Linked DNA regions of Mus musculus: all the other regions are linked to region 1. A link is a loop called in an ENCODE intact Hi-C map of the cell type or tissue named here. Cell type or tissue: left cerebral cortex. All regions are shown on one strand.

What was found. A loop is a pair of places that touch in the nucleus more often than their neighbours do. Peaks named below come from ENCODE experiments on the same cell type or tissue, not always from the same donor. Only the 100,000 strongest peaks of a DNase experiment are listed, where the experiment ranks them.
Region 2: a loop joins it to region 1, with 4 times the contacts of the local background. A loop is called at or near these places in 2 of 42 quality-filtered maps.
Region 3: a loop joins it to region 1, with 8 times the contacts of the local background. A loop is called at or near these places in 2 of 42 quality-filtered maps.

What each region holds. Positions count from the first base shown.
Region 1 is chr2:172,136,992-172,144,991 of GRCm38, forward strand. No RefSeq gene overlaps it. Among named protein-coding and RNA genes, the nearest start is that of Gm35719, 15 kb to the right of the region's middle. In left cerebral cortex, a CTCF peak has its summit at 3,175; DNase peaks (open chromatin) are centred at 241, 1,053, 2,253, 2,693 and 1 more place; H3K27ac peaks cover 886 bases.
Region 2 is chr2:171,917,119-171,925,118 of GRCm38, forward strand. No RefSeq gene overlaps it. Among named protein-coding and RNA genes, the nearest start is that of Gm40005, 41 kb to the right of the region's middle. In left cerebral cortex, no CTCF peak of the experiment used is centred here; a DNase peak (open chromatin) is centred at 4,046.
Region 3 is chr2:172,036,350-172,044,349 of GRCm38, forward strand. It overlaps Cbln4 (cerebellin 4 precursor protein), which reads right to left and starts at 7,117. Exons shown (of 3, transcript NM_175631.3): 1 at 5,668-7,117; 2 at 2,625-2,741; 3 at 1-1,218. The coding sequence starts at 5,949. The coding sequence ends at 1,021. In left cerebral cortex, CTCF peaks have their summits at 4,575 and 6,024; DNase peaks (open chromatin) are centred at 3,487, 4,668, 5,523, 5,982 and 2 more places; H3K4me3 peaks cover 3,591 bases; H3K27ac peaks cover 1,151 bases.

The sequences.
Region 1 (8,000 bases):
AGACCACTGGAATGCACAGCTCCTTCCCCCCACCCCCTGACTCTGAACCCTGCCAGTGGCTCAGGGCATCCATGCCTATTCTACATGCTAAGGACCAGGCTGCTCATGAAAATCTGAGGACGCCCAGAACCTCTGGCCACTGGGGCATTTTTTACTTTCCTGTGGCTTTTTATTTCCTTCTTGTTCATTTCTTGAATTCAATTTTTTTAAGATGCAAAAATATCCAAAGAACTTTACATAACTGTCCTGGATTGTTTTAGGAAATCACTCTCTTCTGGTACCAAAATTTCACTCTCACTTACTCGCCTTTTTTATTTTGAGGGTGTTTCCTTTAGACCAGATTACATAGTAAAAAAGATTTCGGTTAAGCAACATGTTCCAGTTAATGAATGATAACTCTATTTCTTCTTAAGAGGCTGTAACTTGAAAAATATCACTAGTTTTCATGCAAAATAAAATCATTCCCTCTTAACAATCTCCATTCAACTAGAAAAGACTGGTAAGCCTCAGTTTCCCCATCTGCACAGGGAGATGGGTGTGACGGTCCCTATGTTTAAAGAGCAAATCCCTATGGCTTTTGTCGTTTTATTTGTTTGTTTTGCTTTTTTTTTAGATTAAAATGTTTCTTTTTAAAATTTTCATTGTGGTATTCATTGTACATAGTACTGTTATATAATGCGGCCTGTTTATTTATTTGCTTATTTCTTTATTGTATGACTCTATGTTTACACTCTGCAGCATTTGTGTAGAAGCCATAAGACAATTATCAGGAGGTCTCTGTGTCTATCACGTGGGTTCTGGGGATTAAATTTAGGTACTCAGGCTTGACAACACCTTTACCTACTGAGTGACCCGTCTCACCAACCTGACATTTTCTTCTCTTTTCTTAGCATTGTGAAACTCTGCAAGTAGCATGCTTTAATTCTCTGTAAACCAGGATGTCAGGCTACATTATTTACTCTTTGTTTTCTGATTTATTTTTAAATCCATTGAGTTTAATTAGGGTTGCCTGCGGGAGCATGAGTATAGAACTGTTTGCCGGAGCGTGGGCAACTCACCAGTGGCTACATCACTGAAGAAAATGTCACCCCCTCCTCCAGCAACCAGGAACTGTGAAGAGCTCCCCAGGGAGGGCAGAGGCCTCCTGGGTCCCTCGGCTATCCATGATGGGATGTTGACAGGCCCAGTCTTGTGCAAAACTTGTATAAAAAATGCATCGTTGCTAGTGTGCGTGACCTAAGTGACCACGTCCTGTCTGGATGGCAGTGTTCTACAGCAATGCTCCCATCCCCCGACCCTTGCTTTCTTTCTGTCCTCTCTCCTACACCGGTCCCTGAACCTTCAACGGGTGACACTGGTGAGCACTCAACAGCCACTTATTCTTGGCACATTTGCCAAATAGAAACCTCTGCATTGACTTCCACCCACTGCAGAAGGAAGCATCTCTTCCAAGGCTGGAAGCAGGACTATCTATGGGTACAGATATAAACATTTAGAAGGCAGTTTGATAGTGTGTCCATTTTTGCAAACCAAGAGTAGCAGGTTCCCCACTGTGGCCTCTGAACCATATCGAGTCTGAGTGGGCTTACAGAAACAATTATATATCGGGTCCTCATATCCAATCAGAAAGTAGTTGGATACACCCTAAACAACCATGCCATTATTGTACTAGTGGGCGTATCCTGCCAGTGAGGTCACAGCTGTAGCCATGAGTGTCCACAGCTAAGTAAATCATCTCCTCCAGCAGGCTACACAGTACCCTTAGACACCAGCATGCTAGGCAGCTGAGTTAAGGTCAGATTTCTCTGGGTGTGGGATCTTCAACAAGAGGGTTTTACCATCTAGTTCTGACGAGCAGCCAAGAGCAATGGCAGTACCCTGTATTGTTTTGGAACCTCTTGGACCTCTCTGGCCAACAACTCACAAGGGGGTATTCCACAGCTAGCACAAAACTTTTATTTAAAAACCGATGATTTCTAGGAATAACATAGTCCGTCCATGTAGGCAGCACCTACATGGCACCCGACATTTTTATACAAGTATATTTATTGTACATTGATCGTCTTTCCCCTCTCTACCCTCCCCTCCCAGTTAGTTCCCTTTGTTACCACAGACAGTTTTGCTTCCCAGAGAACATTGCTTTTCTCTGAGAAGAGCCCACCCACCTTCCTCTTCCCAAGACGGTGAATGTCAATCTAGACCAGATTGTCTCAGGAGTCTGGAATTGTCATCCAGACATTACCAGTCAGAGCATGTGGTGACTCAAAATGAGGTGGAAAAAAACTGCAAACACAGGAACAGCGTTCTGTGGCAGGTGCATAGAATACCTTGAAAACTGGACGAGAGAAAGAATGAGGAGGAGGAGCAGGGAGCGGAGGGAGCCTGAGGAAACTGCATAACTTCCGGCATAACTTCCGGAGTTCCCGGGGCTTTGCCACCTCCAGCCGGTGTTCTCTGGACAGGACTCTTCAGTAGGAACTCTCCATTAAATACCACTCTCAGTTTCCTGATTTTTACCAGAAGGCACCATTTAGTGTCTCTCTTTTATTTTTTTCTAAATACATCACAAGTCTGTTTCTCTTCTTTACAGTCCAAATGCCCGCACTAAAACAGGGGAAGAGAGAACCAAAGGTATCCTTCTTTCTCCACACTGGCCCTTTAAGGTTCACATAGGCCCCTCCCACATGGAAATCCCAATTAAAGGGGAACAAGGTCTTTTAAGGCTACATGACCATCAATATATATAAAGGTGACAGGAGACCAACATAGCCCAATTACCCAAATGTCTTGCCGGGTAGCAGTTTTAAACAGTCAAAAGGCTCTTTGGAAAATCGTCTGTTTCAGAGGAATTAGAGCCAGCTGTGAATGTAAATGTTCCCTAATCCTCAGGGCAGCCTCTCTCAGAATAACAGGAGGTTGCTGCTTCTTCACAGAGTTGTCAGGGCACGGTTGCACCATTCAATTTAGCAAGGGTCACTCAGCCTGTGTTCACATTTCATGGTGTAGGGATTCTAGAATACAACAATTTCCCTTCCACCAGCAGGGAGAGGGACCTGACCCATCCTGTATCCCACTGTCACCCTGGCATCCACATTGGCTGTGAGCAGTTAATCACCCAGTCCTGACCCCTTTCAAAGGGGTGCCCGAGTGTTCCCTTCAGGCCTCCTCTGAGTGGAGAACCACTTACCAGTCCTACAGAAACACAGGCAGGCCCTTTAAGGTACTGCTGTTCTGAGAACTTCATGAATGGTTTCCGGGGATGTGGAGGAGGCCAGCATGGGGCTGGCAGATGAATCACTCGCCACCGCACAGATGTGAGCACAAAGCACTCTCTGCCTCCTCTACACACAGTGTTCCTCTGGATGTGTCCAAGTGGACCCATTTAGCAATGAACTAGCTCTGAGTTAGACAGTAAAAATTCAGACTCGCTCCTGCAGCTGAAGGGCTGGAAAGTTTTAGGAAGGTCTGATTTTGATGCAAATCGACTTGCCCTGCTATGTGGTAGCTGGTGCTTTTCCCTAGGCCTCTATTACCCAGAGAAACTTGGTTCAGTGCAACCCTGCCCTGCTTCCGAAATCCTGACACTTGAGTGGAACCCGGGTCTCAGAGTAGGAGGTTATGCTTTTGCAGACAAGTTGCTCTCAGTCAAGTCAGCCTCTCCAAAACTTCTGGAAACATCTAGGAATCCCTATGAATAATGAAGCTTATTAAAGGATAGAAGTATGTGTGAGAACCTCTGTGGGAACAGATCAATGATAATGATCATGGTGATTATGGTGAATAAGATACTTGAATAAACAGATGCATAGATATAGAGATGATAGATAGATAGTAGATTGATAGATTATAGATAAATGATGATTATAGATTATAGATAGATGATGACTATAGATAGATGATAGATAGATAGATAGATAGATAGATAGATAGATAGATAGATAATTGGATAGATAATAAACAGATAGATGATAGATAGACCACTGAACAGATGATAGATAGATAGATAGATGATAGATAGATACATACATACATACATACATGCATACATACATACATACATACATACATAGATGATATACTATGATAGATACATAGATGATTGCATAGATAATAGATACATACATACATACATATATACATACATACATAGATGATATATTATGATAGATACATAGATGATTGCATAGATGATAGATAGATAGATAGATAGATAGATAGATAGATAGATAGATAGATACATACATACATACATACATACATACATACATTCATACATACATACATAGATACATTGATAAATAGATTAATATATAGACAGTATATGGAATAATCTACGACAGGCAGTCTACAAGATAGAGAGCCAGAAGCATGGCTCAGTCCTATAAAAGTAACTTTTATCTCCAGATGCAATTGCTGTCTCAGAGATTTACTGCTGAATAAGCTCACCCTTTCTAGTTCTTTCTGAACCCTGGCTGGCTGGTTCAACTCAGCTGTTTTGAATTTTGCAAAGCTCCTCTCCAAGCTGACTGATTCGGTCTGGCTTCTCTCAGTGAACTGCTCTGCTTTGCCTCAAACAACTGGCAATTTGTTCTAATCCCCTGGCTCCTTCTCCTTCTCTGGCTTCAGCCGCCTCTGCTGACCTGCAGTGCACTGCATGGACTCAGGAGGAACTCATCAGCCCCTCTGCTGTGCTCACCACTCACCGCACTGACTCCCAACTGACTCAACCCCCAGCTCGCTGACTGCATCCTCTCGCCCTGTGCTGCTCTTAGATAGATTTTCTCCCGAGTGATGGGCGTATTCTATCTCTGGCTCAGCGTGTCAAATCTTTCTCTTTGTCTGCCCCTCAATTAGAAGTCATTGTTTGGAATTAAAGGTATGTGCTAAAGGATTCCAACCAGAGGGATAAAAGATGTGCACTAAGGGTATGTCTGCATCCCCACAGGATCACACAGACCTAGGTCTTTGGATGTGATCAGAACAGCCATGTTGCTGGATTAAAATTTCTCTACACAGTCCAGTGCTTAGTCACCAGAATCTTGGAAGCAAATCTTGCAACTCTTGGTCCAAGGCTGATAGCTAAGGACCTCGGAGATGTTGCTGGTGTAAGCCTTAGAGTCCAAAAGCCAGAGAAACAGGGTTCTGAAGTCTACTAACAGGAGAATATATCCAAGCTCAAAAGAACAGACAAAACACTCATGGTATGGTTTGGTTTAATTTGGTTTGGTTTTCTCTGAGCTCTTAGTAAATTGAATGGGGCCTGTCATTACTGGATAAGGAAGAAGGTATCTTCCTGTCTCTCTTCAATGATTCAAAGACCAATCCCTTCTGGAAACATACTCACAGACACACCTGGACATAATGTTCTACCAGATATCTGGATGGCCTTTGATTTGATTTGGTTTTTAGTTATTTAAGACATGGTCTCACATGTCCCAGGTTGGCCTCAGACTCACCATGTAACTCATGTTTAGCTTGTTGGAATTATATATATGCCACACCTTGCCAGTTTGGAAAGATAGAAGAGATTCTAAGACTGGACCAAGATTAGGGAGCAACATTTTGCAGTGCCCAGTGGGCGAGAAGGCTTGGAGCTATGGCTCCGTGCTAGGGCGTTTGCCTCTGATATATGATAATGTAGTTTAAAAATTTGACTAGATAGCCATGGAATGTTTTACATATTTATTGATGTGCATGTGCATATGTGTACACACACACACTAATGCACACAAACACACGCATACCTATATGCTACTAGTAAACTGGCAAGCATATTGATAAACATACACAGGAGCCAACTAAAACATCCCTCAAAGACTGCCTCTCACCTTGGCATGATTGACTCGTGACTGTGAGTTTAGTACCTGGGAGGCTGTGAGTAGAGGCTGCGAGTAGAGGCTAGCCTGGGCCATAGAGCCATAGAATGAAATCCCGTGTCAAACAGATAAGAGCTTACTTTTAGAAATAGAAAAAAAAATATCTGCAGATAAAGACTAATGCAAGCAAACGATTATCTAAAGAATTAGAGAAAGTGGGCTAGAGAGATGGCTCAGTGGTTAAGCACCCTGGCTGTTCTTGCAGAAAACCTGGGTTCGATTCCTAGTACCCGCTGGCTTACAACTGTTCATAACTCTAACTCCAAGGTATCTGGGCACCCTCTTCTGGGTTCTGCTACCAATACACACACACACACACACACACACACACACACGGTGCACATGCATTCATGCAGGAAAAACACTTACACACATAAAGTAAATAACCCTTTAAAAATAAAGGACGATAGAACAGATCCCAGATGTTAATGCAGATGTTTGTTCTCAAACAGCTGAAGCACAGGCCCTGTTCTTTACGTGAGCGATGCTCACAATGGCTTCCCTCTCACAAGGACAGAATGAGAAGGAAAAGAGAAACCCAACATGGGCGGGGGAGGGGAACCCTGACCCACGCGACCTCAGCCGGGTGGCCAAGGTCAGCTCGACAGCCATTAATCATGTCAAGCATCAAGAGTACCACATAATGAGAGCAGTCCTCTGCCTCTGGGATCTCACAAAAACTCATAACTCCAGCCCTGAGGAGACACCCTGCCACCCGCCTCTCAGGGACATTCCCAAAATACCTGACCAGTAATTCTCAACAATGTCAAGGTCATCAAAAAAGGGAAAATTAGAGACATTGCCCCAACCAGGAGGAGCCAGAGGTGACATGCAGCTGAATGGCCCATGGTCTAGGAACTGAAAACACACATCAGGCAACAACTGAAGACCCCTGAATAAAGACTGGAGGGTACTTCATGGTATTCGTCTCGGTGCTGGAGAACTGTCTGCACAAACAATACACTACTCTCATCTAAATGTCGATGACACAGAAAACCAAGTCTATGCTATGTGGGGAATGTTTGTACCATTTTAATAATTCTCCTGATATATATGATTTTTAGGATTTATTTACATTATTTTATGTGTATGAGTGTTTTCCTCAAATATGCATCTGTGTGCCACATGTATGCCTGGTGCTCAAAAAGCTCAAAGGAGGGCATCAGATTCCCTAAAACTGAAGTTGCAGATGGTTGCGAGTCACCGCATGAGTGGTGGGAATCGAGCCTACCTCTGCAAAAACAAGTGCTCTTAACCCCTGAGCTTATCCAGCCTCTTATTCTACTTTCTAAGATTTATTTTTTATGATTTTTCAATCATGCATATATTGTTTATGTGTATGTGCACATGAGTTTAGCGTCCTTCGAAGTAGGGCCTTGGACGAGGGTATCAGATCCTATGGAACTTTCGATACAGAAAGTCATGAGACGCCTGGCGTCGGTGCTGGAAACTGAGCTCAGATCCTCTGGAAGAGCAGCAGGTGCTTTTTTTATGTGTGTGAATGTATGCACGCACGCATGCATGCATGCATGCATGGATACAGATACATGTGTGAGTGCAGGTACTCAGAGGCTCCGGAAGAGGGTACTGGATCTCTTACAGTTACAGGGGGTTGTTAATCATTCAATATGGGTGCTGAGAGCCAAATCCGGGTCCTCTGCAAGAGCAGTAAGTTCTCTTAATCACTAAGCCATCTCTCTAGCCCTTAGAAAACTTACCTTAAACAGGATCATTCTAGCATATTAAAAAGGTTAGGATGACAAACCCAAAGAGGACGAGGCAAGAAAACATGGCGTTTCTGAGTACTCTGAACTAACTTGAAGGGAAAGGAGAGGACGGCATCCTGCAGAAGGATATTAAAGTAAAGGTAAAAGAGTACCCAGTCCAGGAGCTGGACATGTGTGCTGATCTGCATTTGCTTGGCCTGTGGGAAGTGGCACTATGAGGAGGTGTGGCCTTATTGGAGGAGGTTATAGCCTTGTCAGAGGAAGTGTGTCGCTGTGGAGGCAGGGCTTTGAGGTTTCATATATATGCCCAAGTCTGCCCAGTAAGATCCAGCGCCTCTTCTTGGCTGCCTGTAGAAGACAGTCTCCACCTGTCTGCCTTGAGATCAAGATGTAGAGC
Region 2 (8,000 bases), 220 kb before region 1:
AACTAAGACATCATCCTAGCCAAGAAACAAATGGCCCCAGGTTCTGTGAGAGGCCTTGACACAAGGGACTACTGCAGACAGTGTTAGAGAATGCCAGCATCCCTCTGACCGCTACATACATAGATTCCCACATACATACACACAGCACATGCACACACACAAGATATTTTTAAATTTCTAAAAAATAAACTATTTTCTAAGTAAATTAAGGCAATACATGTCTTAGTTACCATTCTTTTGCTGTGAAGATAAATCATAGCCAAGGCAACTTATAAAGGAAAAGCATCTTAATTGGGGCTTGCTTAGAGCTTCAGGGGATGAGTCCATGATTATCATGTCAGGGAGCTTGGTGTAGGCAGAAAGGGATAACATTGTAGCCATGGCTGAGAGCTCATAGTGTGAAACAACAACCGTAACAGAGAGAGAGAGAGGAGAAAGACAGAGAGACACAGAGAGAGACAGAGACAGAGACAGAGAGAGAGAGTCAGAGAGAGAGAGGAAGGAAGGGAGGGAGGGAGGGAGGGAGGGAGGGAGGGAGGGAGGGAGGGAGGGAGGGAGGGAACAAAAGCCAACTGAGAATGGTATGGTCTTTTGAAACCTCAAAGCAGACCACCAGGGACACATCTCTTCCAGCAAAGCCACACCTCCTAATCCTTCTAAAACAGTTCCACTATCTGGGGACCAAGCATTCAAACATATGAGTCTTTGAGGGCCATTCTCATTCAAAGCACTACAATGTACTTAAGGTGCTTATCAAATTCTTATTAAAACATTTCATTGATAAACTGACAAGTGCATGTTTAACAGATACTTGTTTAATGATTAATAATTTTTGCTTAGCAAAATAGCCATGGCACATCTATGATTTAAAAATATCATTTGGAGAAATACAGATAGACCATGGTCTCATTTATCTGAGCCCCTATATTAGCTCTACATACATGTGGAGAGCTGGTTGGAAGACACTTCCCCACCACAATATTCCCAGCATTTATGGCTCTCTGCATTGTATTTTTCTCTCTACATCATCCTAGGAAAGCCATTAAGGTGAATGCAAAATCAATACTCACAAGACGGGCTTTGACATTTAGCCAAATGGTAAGCTAAGGACATACAGGAGAGGTAGAAATTAGGTAGAAAGAGTGGACAGAGATTTGCAGGGGTGTGGAGAAGTCTCCCCCAATGATAAAAGCAGCTTCGAATGCATGCTTCTGTACTCGTCAGGACCCAAATGAAAGTTCCTCGGTGTTCCAAGGTTGCCATGTTCTCATGTCTGCCTGTGAGGCTTGCCATGTCATAGAGACAAGCTTACTGCCTGTGTCTAATGGCCCCTGGAGCATCTGTCACTTATCAACTATAAACATACCTTATAAACACAATGAGAAAGTAGCTGCCTTCTTTGGATTCTTGCCAAGTGGCATCCACCCTGTTGCTCATCAACTTACTTGGGGGGGGGGGGTTGGGGGGGGGAGAATGAACCAAGAGTGACATGAGACAGACTTCAGTATTTTGGGACAGTTCTATCACCATCATGGACAGCCAGAGTAACATTGATTACCCACTAGTGAGCAATGGCATTGATGAGACATCTTCAGACGTCTTGCAGCTTTTAAGTCTATTTAGGAGCTTGCTTAGCATAGCCAGGATGGTTTGGGAGAGATGGCTGATCAGGAAGTGTTTCTTCATCTATCACAGCCCTCCAGGAATTTACATATCATCTCCCTCCTAATCCATGATTCTGCACCAGTGGCATTCATCAGCAAGATAGGGACTGCCCCCAATAGACACAAATAACTAAACTCCCAAGCCCTGAGAACACAGAGGGAAAGCACATGTGTGCACATGCATGCATGACTAGAGCATCCATGGGAAATTTTGCACAACCCAGCAGCAAAAGTAACAAGGCAAATGTGTGGCTCAGTGGCTAGAGCAGTGTCCGCCATGACTATATAACCTCTGAGGTTTTGGAATTAAATGTCTGTTTCTTCTTCAAATATGAACTTGTTGACATATACACAAGTTTTATAAATGCATTTCCATACAAGTGTATCATGAACTAGCCCCCCCCCCGTCCCTCTTCCTACTATTTCCATCCATTACTCTCCATAAAATCTTGCTTCTATTTCCAAGTTCTGCATATACACATGACTGTCTATCTGCATAAGGTTGGGGTCCCACCAATGTGAGGAAGCATAATTACCCTCCTGCGTCTTCTTATGCTCAATACAATCCCCAGCTGCATCTATAGACCTGAAAATGACGCAATTTTGTTCTTTGTGCCTGAATTACACTCCATCATATATATATTCATTACAGTTTCTTAATCCATACATCTATTCATAGACACTTAGGTTGATTCATAACTTGACTATTATAAAGCAGATTATAAACATAGATTATGAAAAGCTTTTTCTATGATAATTTTAGAGTCTTCCTGCATATACCAGGAGTGGTATAGCTAGGTCATATTCTATTTTTAGATTTTTGAGAAATTCCCATGCTGGTTTCCACCGTGGTCTGACCAGTCACGTTTAAGGGTTTCCTTTCTCCGAAATCCCTGAACCATCTGTTATTTGTTTTCTTGATGAGAGCCATTCTGACTGAAGTCAATTGGAAGCTCAATGGTGTTTTAAGTTTCACTGCTCTGATGGATAAACGGATTAAATGTGTTTTCATATGTGTATTAGGCATTTCACCTTAGGCCTTTGCATTCCATCTTAAGAACCTCTCATTTCATTTGCACCCTTACTGGTAGAATTGTTTGGTGTTTGGTATTCTTTTTATGTGGTAGATTAGCCCATGCCAAAGTCCAGTCTCAGCTTGGAGAGGAGCTCTGAAAGAAGGGGTGTCTGGGAGCAGCAAAAACAAACGCCATGAAGTCAAAAAAATCATGGGTCCAAGCTAGTGGCCTACATTCTGCTGGAGACAGCTTTCTAGGCGGCTGGCTGTGTTCTGCTTTCTCTGGAGGTCTCCACACAGATCTCTCTATTTCCTGATTGATTTCAGTTCTCCAAGCAGTTCTCTCTTGCTATTCTAAAAAATTCTCTGGATAATTAATCTCTTGCAGATCATAAGCCCAGTCTTTTATTTTATATATCAATCCAGCCATTGATCTCAGGTTCCCTTTTGATTATCCTATGACTCAGCTTCCTGTGACCCCAACCCTTTGATTCACAGGAGTCAGCACACACATTAAAAAAAAAAAAAAAAAAAAAAGTGAAAAGGAATTCAGAGATTTGCCTGCCTGTTAAGCACAGACAATAAACTAGCTGGGTGGAACCCTGCCCTGAAATTACCATGTCTACCACCCTTAGACCTAATCTTGCTCTGTCCCAGGCTGACCCTGAATTCAAGAATCTGTCTGCCTTGGTAAGCATAAAAAACTTAGGTGGGTAGGATCTCCTGTTATCTCCATTCCCTAAATCTCTATTTTTCTTCTTTATTATCTTTCTGACAAGTTGGCTCACAGCGCAACTTTGTTCCTTTAGACTCGTGAAGCCCCTCATAACTCATATTGTACCCTCATTCTTTGCATAGTTGAGAAATTATATATTTTTAAACTCATGATTTTTAGAGTTCTTTCCCACAGCCCTAAGGGCTGTCTTAAAGGTCCCAGTGTTTACCATTTTGCTGAGGCATTAGCCACACCTCCATCCCCCAGACTGTTCATCATGGAGTAATTAACAGGAAAAACAGTCCTTGAAGGTAGAACATAAAAATAGTTACGGTGTTATACAAACAAGCCTTATACCAACAGCACACACCAATACACATGCACTGCTACACGTGGAGACCCGTGCATCCTGGCTTTGTCCCCTACCATGGTCATGCCAGACCCAGCAAGTCCACTGTCTAGTATATAACTAGTGTTCCTTCTATCCATTCATTAGGTTGTCTTTCTGGTATATTGGCTCATTCACTGTGCAGAAGATTTTTAATTTTATGTAAGTCCATTCTCAGTCCTTAGCTTTGTTCCTGAGCCATCTGGATCCTTCTCAGTAGGTGTCACCCACGCCTGTTAGCTTACAGCTTTCCTTATATTTTCTCCCACCGATTTCATATCTCCGGGTGTTACACTAAGATTACTGATGCGTTTTGAGTTCACTCCTGTGCAAGATGAAAGACAGGGATCTAGTTTCATCCTTCTGTGTGTGCACTGCCAGTTTCCCAGTCTCTACTGGCAGAAGAGGCTGTGTTTTCTCCAGCGGGTTTTCTTCACATCTGTGCCAAACATAAAGTGGCTGTAGCTGGGTGGGTTTGTTTCTAGGCTCTCAGTTTTCTACCATCAATCTACACAAATCTGCGTCTGCACTGCGCTGTCTCTGTTTCTCTGTCTCTGTACTTTAACACCTCCAATACTGCTGTATTTGTTCCACAGTGTGCTGGCTCTTCGGGATGTTTTGTTCTTCTAGGTGATTTTTAGGATTGCTTTTTCTATTTCTGTGAAGGACTCCATTGGGATTTTGATAGTACACTGAATCTGTAGGTCACAGCTGGTGATAGAGCCATCTTCACAATACTGACTCTGACGATCCACAAACATGGGAGGTCTTTCCATCTTCTACAATGGTCTTTGATTTCTTCAGTGTCTTATATTTTTCAGTGTAGATAACTCTCACACCCCTAGTAAGATACTTCTTTGATGCTATGAGTGGAACAGTACCTGATACCCTCCTCAACACATTTTTCCCAAGGATATAGGAATTCTACTAATTTTTATATATTGATTTTGGGTTCTTATTCTAAGAGGCTTCTGGTGAAATCTGTAGGGTTAGTTTTTATGACACCCATCATCATATGCAATAAACAAGCATCAATAATAAATATATATATATGAATATATATATGAAAGAAATCTCCTGGAAAGTGGACAATGTAATCAGGAGTTATCATGTACACTTTAGATACACACAATGCTGTCACTTTAAAAAACAAAACCAAAGTAAAGCAAGATGAATTTTAATTAAAATGATTAAGTACCAAGCCGGGGTTTGGTTTCAAAGGCTAATAATAAATTGCTCTTTTAAAATTTATCTTCACCCCTAGGTGCAGGAATCGTATGGAAGATGGAGAACATAATGAGACAAGCACTGGCTGCTGTGTACTGAGCCTCCAAGTCCAGCTGTGCTCAGCGGGGCTGCAGTGACTCTTGCAGGTAGGTGATGCCTGCGCTCCTCCTTGCTGGTGTCTGTATTAAGCACAAAGGCAGCATCTGTGATGAGCATTGGCAACTGAAGTGCTGGACTGCATCAGCTCTTCTAGAGGATCAAAATAGAAATCATGGGAGACGGCCCATCATGTAGTTTATTTGGGAGTGGGAAATGGCACACATATGAATCTGTGTGTGTGTGAGAGAGGGGGGGGGGAGGGAGAGGGAGGAGGGGGAGATGGGGAGAGAGAGAGAGGGGGGGAATGAGTGTGAGCACCCATGCACCACAGTGCATACACGTGAAGGTCAGAGGACACCTCGAGTGTTAGCCCTTACTTTTTGCTTTGCTTAGGACAGGGTCTCAGGTTTGCTCCTGCATAATCTAGACTACCTGACACACGAGCTTTGGAGGTTCCCTTCTCTCTGCTTCCAATCTTATCATACATATAATGAGATTACAGACGCATGCTACCAGCCAGGTTTGGTGGTACATGCTTTTAATCCCAGCACTCAAGGGGTAGAGGCAGGTGGGTCTCTGTGAGTTCTAGGTGAGCCTGATCTACAAAGCAAGTCCCAGGCCAGCCAGGGCTACACAGAGGAAACCTGTTTTGGAAAACAACAACAACAACAACAACAAAACAAAAAACAAAAAAACAACAAAAAAATGCTATCATACATGCATTGAGATTATAGACACATGCTACCACACACACACTGAAATTACAGACACATGTTACCATACACGCACTGAGATTACAGATATGTGTTCCCATACATGCACTGAGATCACAGACACGTGCTTCATTCACCATCGGTTCAAGGGATCTGAGCTCAAGACTCCATGCTGTTGTGGTAACCATTTTTCCCATTGAGCAATCTCCTTAGACCTTATTAATTTATTTTAAAGTGTATTGTGTTTAAGGATCTGCCCCTAGCACTCTAAGGTCTTTGATGCAATCGACAGACAAGCAAGTAAAATGAAATCATAGAGGAAATGGTGTGTTGACCGTGGTTTGTTGATTTACACAGGCCTTCCGGGGTCGCCAGTCCCCCTAAAATGTCTGTCCTGCTTCAAAAGTCACCAAGGAGGTTTGGAGTTGTGATAAAGGTGACCTTGAGAAGAGAGATGACCCTGGGTCACATGGATAAATCCAGTGTAATCACAGGGTCCTGGATGAGGAGGTAGAGCAGAACCAAAAAACAAAACAAACAACAACAACAAAAAGTCACCATCTTATGTTCAGAGTTGTGATTATTTGATCTGGAAGGGGCCAGGAGTTGAAGAACGTGAACAAGCCCTGGAAACTTGAAAGGCAGGGGCTAGAGAGATGGCTTGCTGGGTAACGTGTTTGCTATGCAAGCATGAGAATCTGAGTTCAAAGCCCCATGAATTCACTTTAAAAAAAAAAATAGGTTACATACATGATTCCTGAGCTGGGAAGGGAAAGACAGAAGGTCTCTGGGTCTTGATGACCAGTCATTCTACTCAAATTGGTGAGCTCCAGCTTCAGAGAGGGACCCTGTCCTAGAAAATCCAATGGACAGTTATAGAAGAAGGTACTCATTGTTGACTTCTGGCCTCCACATGCATGTACACACATGTGTACATACATGTACGAACATGTACACAAATACACACACAGACAATTAAAATCTTGAAAACCAGAAGTAAATGATTCTCCCCAAGAGAACCCACAATTAATGGAGACATGCCCACACCTTGATGTCAACCAACTAAAGTCACTCTGCATTAGACATCTGGAACTGCCGGTTGGTCAGATTGCACTGTGCTGATTTATGACCCTAATCATAAGCAGCCAACATGGAGGTCAGTGATGGCTGTCACTGAAGACATCTGGGATAAAGATCTGTCGCGGTAAATCTCCAACCCAAATGTGCCCTGGCAATGAAAACACGACTCAGTTAATATGTATACATGCTGTGTGCCTCAATTGGGCCAATCTACCACTACACTACCATCATCCACATCTTCAACCCCATCAGAAATCCAAGAACGATGGATATAACTGAAAATATATAGGAAGCCTAACACAGCTTCCAAAACTTAACCAATTTATAGAGACCGCTGATCACCTGGACAGTCCCTTACTTCAACACATTGGAGCATCGGTCTTCAGCCTACTGGCCAGGGTCATCTGACAGACTTAGAGAAACAGGAATATTAGAGACTAGCCTACTATGTCTCAGCAGAATCAAGCTGTCTTGACCTGTAATTGTGTCCTTTCTTTGGACAGTATTATGTCTGTAGATGAAATGAGGCAATTCTTGCCTAGTGGCTGTTTCACTACAACTGGAGTAACTCACAGATGCTCATTTTCTTCTTTGAATCCAAGACAGGGAAAGCTGCCAGGAGCAGACTAGTCTCAACAACAAGTGAATAAGTAATTATTAAACGTCACATTCTGTGGACTTCTGACATTTTTGAAAATCAATTATCTATGTGAGGTAATCTAGACTGTTCTCTGTTAACTACTCCCAGCCATTTCTAATTAAAATAACTGAAAACACCCTAACAATAAACTCAGAGCTATAAATTTCCTATTTGGCCCTTAACTCACAGGCTTAAACATCTCAGATCTGTTTATAATAACAGCAATAAAAGGACTGGGTCCAAGCCCTGTACTTCAAAATTTTTAGTATCAAAGACAACCTATAATACCCACCCCCAGCCCCAAAGCTTAGGGAACTGGGATGATGACTCTTCATAACTTCTTCAAGCTGAATATGGGTGTTGAGATATTTTTGAAGGGAGGGGGAAGAGTAGGGAAACGGGGGAGTTGATTGACCTTAAGAAGGCCACACCAATGATTGTATTCGTCTGTGTCCTCTG
Region 3 (8,000 bases), 100 kb before region 1:
TAATATTAGCTGAACAGATAAATATATACAAGTTAAGGAATTAAGGCAAAACCAGATGATATTTCAAACACAACAGGAGATTTGAAAAATAGATACAATTAAAAATAAGGGCATACTATCTCCAGTTAATAAAGTGGTCATAGTGAAGGAGAAAATATTCCTTATGGGTTTAATAAAGTAGCTATTATCAATCATGTTAATTAAGGTTGAGCGATAGAGTATTCGATTTCCCACCAAGGAGAGGTACTTTGCCAAGGTTTGGCGCTGAGCATTAGAGTTGGGGTAAATAACTTCTTCTTTGTCAGATTATGATCTGTTTTTCCTATTAGAAAATATAATTTGGAAAATATGACTCTTTCACATATATAATTAAAATACAACTATGGAGCATTCGTTTTAGGGGCAGGAGGGAGGTCATGTGGGTGAGTTCAGAGTTAAGGGACATTTTGAGGCAAGACATTTGTTACCTTATGGGTAGAGAGAACACAACGCCAGTCACTAAAATACAATCCCAGTTACCTTAAGAGAACAAAACAAACAAATTCAAAAGTAATTATAATTTGTTTAAAAAGTATAATTAATAATCAATGTATCCACACGTGTATACATGTCTTTGGCAGTTCCACTATAACCACTGAAGTCAGAACTTCCAAGTTTTCTAACTTTCAGACCCATTAGCCTGTCTTTCAAAAACAAAGAAATAAAAAAAACCCACATCTGCAGCCAATGCTGTAACAGCAGGAAACTAAACAGGACAAACCTTGAGACGGCTTCTGACAGTTAACATGTAAGCAGATCGGGGATTTTTCAGCTTTAGAGTCCCAGTCCACATATAAGGAAACTGGCACACACACGAAAATGATCTGTGAAACTTTGTGTCTGTCCAGACAGGTCTAGAATTCTCAGAGAGAATCCATAGTCAGCCATGAACAAAACAGTAAGAGACATCAATCCAAGAGTGCTCTTCTGATAACCCGGGGTGGGCGCCCTCACTCTTGGGCATCACGGAGAAGTCGGGTTCTATAGAGGAAACACCAGAAAGCCAGAAAACGTGGAATACTGCCAGCCACCGAGCAAGTTACCTTTCTCCAGTTTTAGGTAGACCTTATCTTCTTTGTCCAGGTACAGGAGCACTCCATTAGTGGCGGCTTCACGGGTCACATCTTTATCACCAGCAAATGCAGAGATGACTGGTTTTCCATTTAACATCAAGTTAACCTGGAAAGAAAAATCACCCCCACAAAAAAAGCTCCCTTTAAAATCGAAATCTGTGCTAGGAAACAGTTCAAAGCATGACCTGGTCAAATATTTGCTATTTTAGAAATATTCTCCTTTTCTTTCAAACTGGACATATGTCAGGGTCAGATTTAATGTGTGTTTGTGTGTATGTGAGTGTGTGGGTGTGTGTTTTTCTGTGTGTGTATGTTTTCCAATGAAAATTTCCTTATATTCCTACAAAAATAATGCCCTCCAGAAAGCCATCTAATCATGTGGAAAACTGACTTTCCCTCAGTGTGGAAACAAAGCTAACCACTGGACCAGCCTCTTATGCTCAGCTTAAACTATTTGGTAACAAAGTTGTCCACTAGCTTCCCAATGTTGACCTAACCCTGACATGGTCAGATAGCACCAGCTGCTCCCAGCAACTGAGAAGGCGTCTCGGTTTCTGGAATTTGCACAGCAACGAAAGTCATTTGAAATGTCAGTTTCCAGGGAAGTAGATATGTTCACTAAACACTCCCTTTCTCTAGGTTAGGATTAATATGGAGTAGATGAAACCTAAGGCCAGCCAGTTGATCCAGTCACTGGGATATAAAAGTGGCAGATGACTGTGCCATCTATTAATCATAGGGACATAAAATATAATATAAATGCTAGGTATTCAATGTAACATTCTAGAACGCTATAAACATGCACTACACTAACTATGCAACTGGGGAGAAGTTGCTAGAAAAGTAGAAGCCAAAAATAAGCTCTAGCACGCCAAGCTCCGCACAGCCTTTCTCAAAAGCGTCATAAGTAGCTGGCTCCCTGGTAGTTTGGTGGCTTCAATAGTTAATTGCAACCCACAATTTTTAAATGATAGCAAGCCTGTTTTGTTTGTTTAACGTTCATTTGTAAAGTTTTACGAGACTTTTTTTCTGTATAAGTCTGAGTAACTTTTATTTTGGCATGAGATAAAAGTACTATATTCCATAGAGATCCCTGTCATGGAATCTTTGTTGTTGCCAAGCTGTGTTGTTGTTGTTGTTGTTGTTGCATCACACCATTTTTAGATGGTAGTGTACTTATTCTGTTTATTTAATGTTCATTTGTAAAGTTTTGTAAGATTTTTTTTCCGTATAAGTTTGAGTAACTTTTGTTCAAGCATGAGATAAAGACCAACCCCCTGTACAGATTTGTGTCGTGAAACTTTCCCAAACTGTGTTTTGTTGTTGCTGTTGTTGTTTTGTCTTGTGTTGCTTATTTTTCTACTCGCTTTTGTCACACACCCAAGTGGATGTTGTAAAGGAAAAAAAATTGCAAATCACACGCCTTTGAAAACAAACAGAAAAGATAGACAACTATCTTTACAATGCAAGTACACCCTGCAGAGGCAAGGAGCACTCAATGGGAGGATGTACCTGGATGGTTTGGCTCTGGTAGACTTTAATTACGTGAAAACTGAAACTATAGATTCCTTTCCTCGGTGCCACAAAGACAGATTCCAATGTGAAAAAATTACCCACGTTAACCAGGATCTGCAATAAAAAGCAACAAATAACAGAAAATTGTAGTTTCCTCCCATGAGTACAATAAATCCCTCCCTCCTCCCCTTCTTCTTCCTCCCCTCCCCATTTCTTTATATGGCCCTTCTCTCTTTTTTTTCTCTCTCCTGTTTCTTCCCTTTTTTTTTTTTTTTAAATAACTAACTTCAGAAACAATAGAGAATAAAACAGCTAATCCTATGTCTTTCTTGTTAAGTGACTTGGAAATAAAAGTGCATACTGGAAGCGTCTTCTACCTTTTAAATAGCACAGGGGAAAAAGGTAAATAAATACAATGACTGTGTTGCATTCAGGTGTCAGTTTCCAGGCCGAGGTGTCTGGGATCACCAGAGTACCATGTGAAGGTCTGTCTTAGCTTTCACTGAGAATCGGAGGGAAGATGTCTGCTGTTCGGTTCCATCTCCACAGTCCATGCGCCTTCCCAACGTCCAGAAGGGACGTTACCCAGCCAGCCAATCGGCATCCTGCAGTAATCCCTGGACACACCACAGAGGCATGTTATCCTCCCTACCATGGGGCATTAGTCCATGGCACCACAAGTTGGGGCCACAGAGATGGCAAAGCCAGGTTCTTCCCCTAGCCTCTGCCAGAGCTGTCCTCAGACCGATGGCTTTTTTTTTTTTTTTTTTTGCTTATGTGCCATCTAAGCCTTAATATCATACACTGGCAATGAATCAGCCCTGGCTGGGTGCCAAGAGAAGGGCATACATGTGGACAGTAAACCGGGTGGCCTTTCCGTGCTCTCCCGTGTCTTGTTTTATCTTCCTATCAGCCACCTGAAATCTATCTGAAGCTCAAGGGTCTAAAGTGAAAAGTTAAGTTAGCCGTTGTTTCTAAGAAAGCCACAATGTGCCTTGTGTTCCAGTGTGTGGCCTGGTTGTGACATTAACTCTGATTTTCTGTACATTCTCAGTCAAATCTCAGTGTCTCGGAGGTACGTCCCTTCCTGGGAGAGCATAAGAGCCCAAACAAAACAAGGAAGCTTTCTTTCATGTCTCACCAAGAAATAAATCCATAACAATCAGATGTGTCTCCAAAGATATATTTCCTGCTTATTAGAGTCAGTCTGCTGTTATCTGTCTCAAACATCATCATCTTGTCAAGATTAACATATTTCGTACTTCCTGCTTCATTTCCTCAAAGTGCACCCTGCCTCTTTACAGCACGCCAGAACGTCAGAACACTTAGGTAAATGCACCGGTCTCAGCCCTGCCTTGAAATACAGATCTGTGCGAGGTGTGAGATCCCAGCTTCTCACCATAAGTATCAGCTCTCTGCCCTCTGACGTGTGACCAGATGGACTTTCTAAAGCCCCGTCACCAGCTGTGCACAATGGCCTGACAAAACATCTTTTTGCCAAGCACGTTAGAATAATGTAAAGTGCTTAGCCAAGACTGGGAGACTCGGACACAAGAGGCATCCTTTATTAACAAAGTAGAGGTGCCAATTATTGTTGATCAGTAAACACGAAGCTAGCCGCGGACTCTGCAGGGTAATAGAAGCATCCAAGCACGTCAAGATTTATAACTAAGTGTGTCTTGTTGTCTCAAAGATGCACGGCTCCCAGAACAAAAGAAAAACCCCTTTCCTGTTCTAATTGGTGGGAAGGACATTGAAAAGAATGCCCCAGACAAGGATAACACAATGTCCACGAGGCTTCAGCATTTAGATAATGCGCTAAAACACAGACCAGGCTGGCCTTAGGCTCCCTCTCCATCACTTTGTTAAACACTGCACCAAAATCTCTAAAGGGATTACTTAATTCATTTTTTTAAAATTATAGCTATCCCATTCTAAGCCTCTAGGGAGACATCTCTGTCTCTAGCCAGCTGGCGAGTGTCTTACTTAGAATTAAGTCAAGAGCACGAACGTCACCCCGAGTCTTTCCTGGCATGTCCCGAAGCCCCGCTTAACCCGCCTGCGGGACTCGGCATACAACTGTGAACTGTGTGACTTTGGCATAAGACAGACTCCTGGTACTGTTGGGATTGGAACCAAAATGCAGGAGTCAGGGCTTTGCTAAGCTGAATCCCAGGGATTGCTCGTCACTCCTGTCTACAGAGCCCTGAGCAGCTGGGCAGAAGCTGCAGCTTTCATCAGTTTCAGCCCCATCCCCTGGCTGCTACCTCAAAATCTGTGCTTTCTCAGCAAATTACAATGCCCTGGGGGAACCAGAAAGGGAAACCCAGCCCCCAGCGCTTACCTGCCCAAGCTCTATGCAATTACTCCATCCTTTTTCCTCCTGCCTGGGCAACTTTTCTGAGTGGAGCAATAGTGAGAAAGGCTTTTGATCTCTACCAGGCAGGGTGGTGTTAATCCAGCTACCCTGGACCCTGCGGAGTCACCCTAGCTAGAGATCTGGAGATGGTCTCTGACCCCCCCCCCCCCAGAACCACACCCCTAATCATCTGTGTCTACTTGGAAGGGTCCCTGCACCTTGTGGAACCCCAGAGCCTTGTGGAGAGATGAGCCTCCACCTGGAAACACAAGTCAAACAATTCAGACTGTCTAATAGGGCCCCCTCAGAAACGCCTCCAGGGCACCTGCTGATAAGTCTGAGCCAGAGGCCCAACTTCTCTACCAATAGATCTCAGCATCCAGGGACAGTATTCCCTTCAGCCCCTGATGACCTGTTGCTGTTAAACTTGTCGTATCTCCAGGTGCTTTCCTCTGCGCTCCCAAGCCACCCACCGCGCAGGCCTGTGCCAAAGACTACGGGACTGAATGGAGGCTGTGGTTGCTGGGGAAGGGAGGCAGCTCTGAGTTTCAAACTGATACCGTCAGTTGATAAAACGATCTCGCCACATCCTATTCATATTAGCTGAATCTGGGCATGCAGCCCCCGATACCCAGAGACCACCCATCCCCATATGCGCTCTGCATCCCTCGGGAGTCTGACCTGATCAAAGTAAATGATGCGAGTCTTGTTGCTCATCTCAGATGGCTCGTGGTTGGTGCTCCGAACCGCCGAAAAAGCCACCTTGGAGTTTGCTGCCCGGACCGATATCCCCAGAGGGGAAGATGATGATCCCTTGGAGTCTGTAGCTGGGTTCGAGTCGCACACCACCAGACACTTGCCCTCCAGAACGATCGGTTCCGTGTCATTCTGTGCCCAGACAGGCAGCACTAGAATCAGCAGAACGGCTGGTACCACGGACAGCGCCCGGCGCGCGGAGCCCATGGTGAGCCGCGTGCGCAAGCGGCAGCCTGGCGCTTCTGCTCCCAGGCGGCGCCTGCTACCCCGGGATCCGGGAGCTCGGGAAGACGCCAGTGGCTAGATCGACAGCGCTGCAGGAACAGCGGCGGCGGCGGCAGCAGCGGCGCGCGCACTTCCACCAATTCTCAGGACTGAAGTCTCCCTTCGAACTGGCTGGCTGGCTCTGTTACCTTTGTCCTTTAAGGAGCTCATGCAGAACTCCTACCCTAACTCCTCCACCCCCAAATCAGTTTTGCCTGGGGCCACGGCACCCACACTTGTCCCTTGACATCTAAAAAGTCTCCAGACCCTCTCAGTCACACCTCAAAAGAACAAAATAAATTCTCACCCCGAACCCAAGCACTCCTGGTGAAGCACAGAGCTGAAGACACAGAGGGGACTCCGCGAGTAAACGCTAGCAAAGGTGGCTAGTGCCGAGCGGTGCGGGTGTCGGTCCTGTCCGAGGGACTCTGGTTGGCGCAGGAACAAATTACAGAGGCAGGAGGTGTTTCCGGGGATGAGAAGAATGCCAGGTTATGTCCATGGCTAGGATGCTAGCGACTTCCACTTGCGCTTGGTCAAAAATTCCCCCAAAGCCCGGTGTCACTCCGACGCAGGTAGGCGGCAGCTGAGTGCCCGTCGCCAAAAGCAGTTCTAAGGTGCAGGGCGCCTACTGCCCTGGGTTCCCGCGTCCCTGCGCACAACTTTGTGTCTCAGCGTGCAGTGCAGCCGGAGGGACAGCGCCGAGAGGGCACCCGCGCGCTATTTATAGGAGTGCTGCCTGCAGATGGCTTTGGCTCGCCCGCTCATCCCGTGGATCCCCGGAAAGCAGAAAAGGCGTCCGTTGACCCCAGCGGAGCAGCGCCTGTGTGACGTTGAACGCACCCGGACAGAGCGGGACGCACGGCGCTGCCGGCTGCCAAGGTCTGAGGTCACTTGATCCCCCCGAAATCGCACTTTGTGTACCCAGAGGATGATGCTCACCTGCCTGCACCTGCCAGGGGTCCGCGGCTGCTCGCCGCCAGCTCCACCTGGACCCGCAGAGGGAGTTGTGGGTCCCCTCACCCTGCCCTGCGCAAGACTCTCTGAACCGAACGTGGCGCTGCCAGCTCAGATGTGGAGATGGAAGGACCTCGGCGAATCTGCGCGGTTTGCTATCTGACGCTAAGAGGACCAGCCAGTGTCCCCCAACTGCGCCTGGTCAGGAGCTTGTCCCACGTAACCCTCGAGCCTGGAGAGCCCAGAAAAGCCCGGGGGCAGTTCTGTGCCCTGGGCGGGGCGGGTGTGGAGGAGGCGCCTGTTTTTTTTTCTTCTGCTCAAGAGGATGAGCCTCGGAACCCACTGGGGCTCGCCTTCTCACGCTGTGCAGCCATCCCAATCAGGGGCAGGAACAATCATAGTGAACAGTATCCCTTAAATGTAACAATTAAAATGCACACCCCGAGAGTACTGCACCCTCTCCCTCTTTGATGTTCCTCCCCTGTGCACTCCACTGCCATCTTGGCCTCTGACTGGCAACTTATTTTCCTTTTCGGAAGCCACGGAAGGGAAGCGGGGAAGCAGAGCTTGGCTTTGGAGTTGGCTGCATGAACCTGACCAAGACCTTAATGAGTGGCCAATACTACCCAAACTAAGGGCCCCGGCTTTCTGGTTCAGTATTCTTTGGGGTCAGGACACTCCCAAATTCCTTGTTGACTTCTCTTGACTTCAGCTGCAGGAGAACAGTGCAGCTATTCTCTAATCAAAACAACGTCCCTGTGGAAGCCACCAGCCACTCAGACCTCCTGATTAGTACGTACTGGTTGCAAATTGTTTAGAGGTTGAGTCATGTCCTTGGGTCAGATTAAGCTTCCCAGATGGTCCTGTGCGTTCTTGGAATGGCGTTCGAGCTCTTCCTCTGCAGAATCCAGACAGACCTACATCTTTAGTCTGATCTCCTAAGGTTCTCCAAGGGAATGTGTGCCGCAAGCTCATGCTGAAATTCCAAGTATTAAGATACAAGATGCCCCTAGGGTTGATCCTTAGCCCCAACTTCT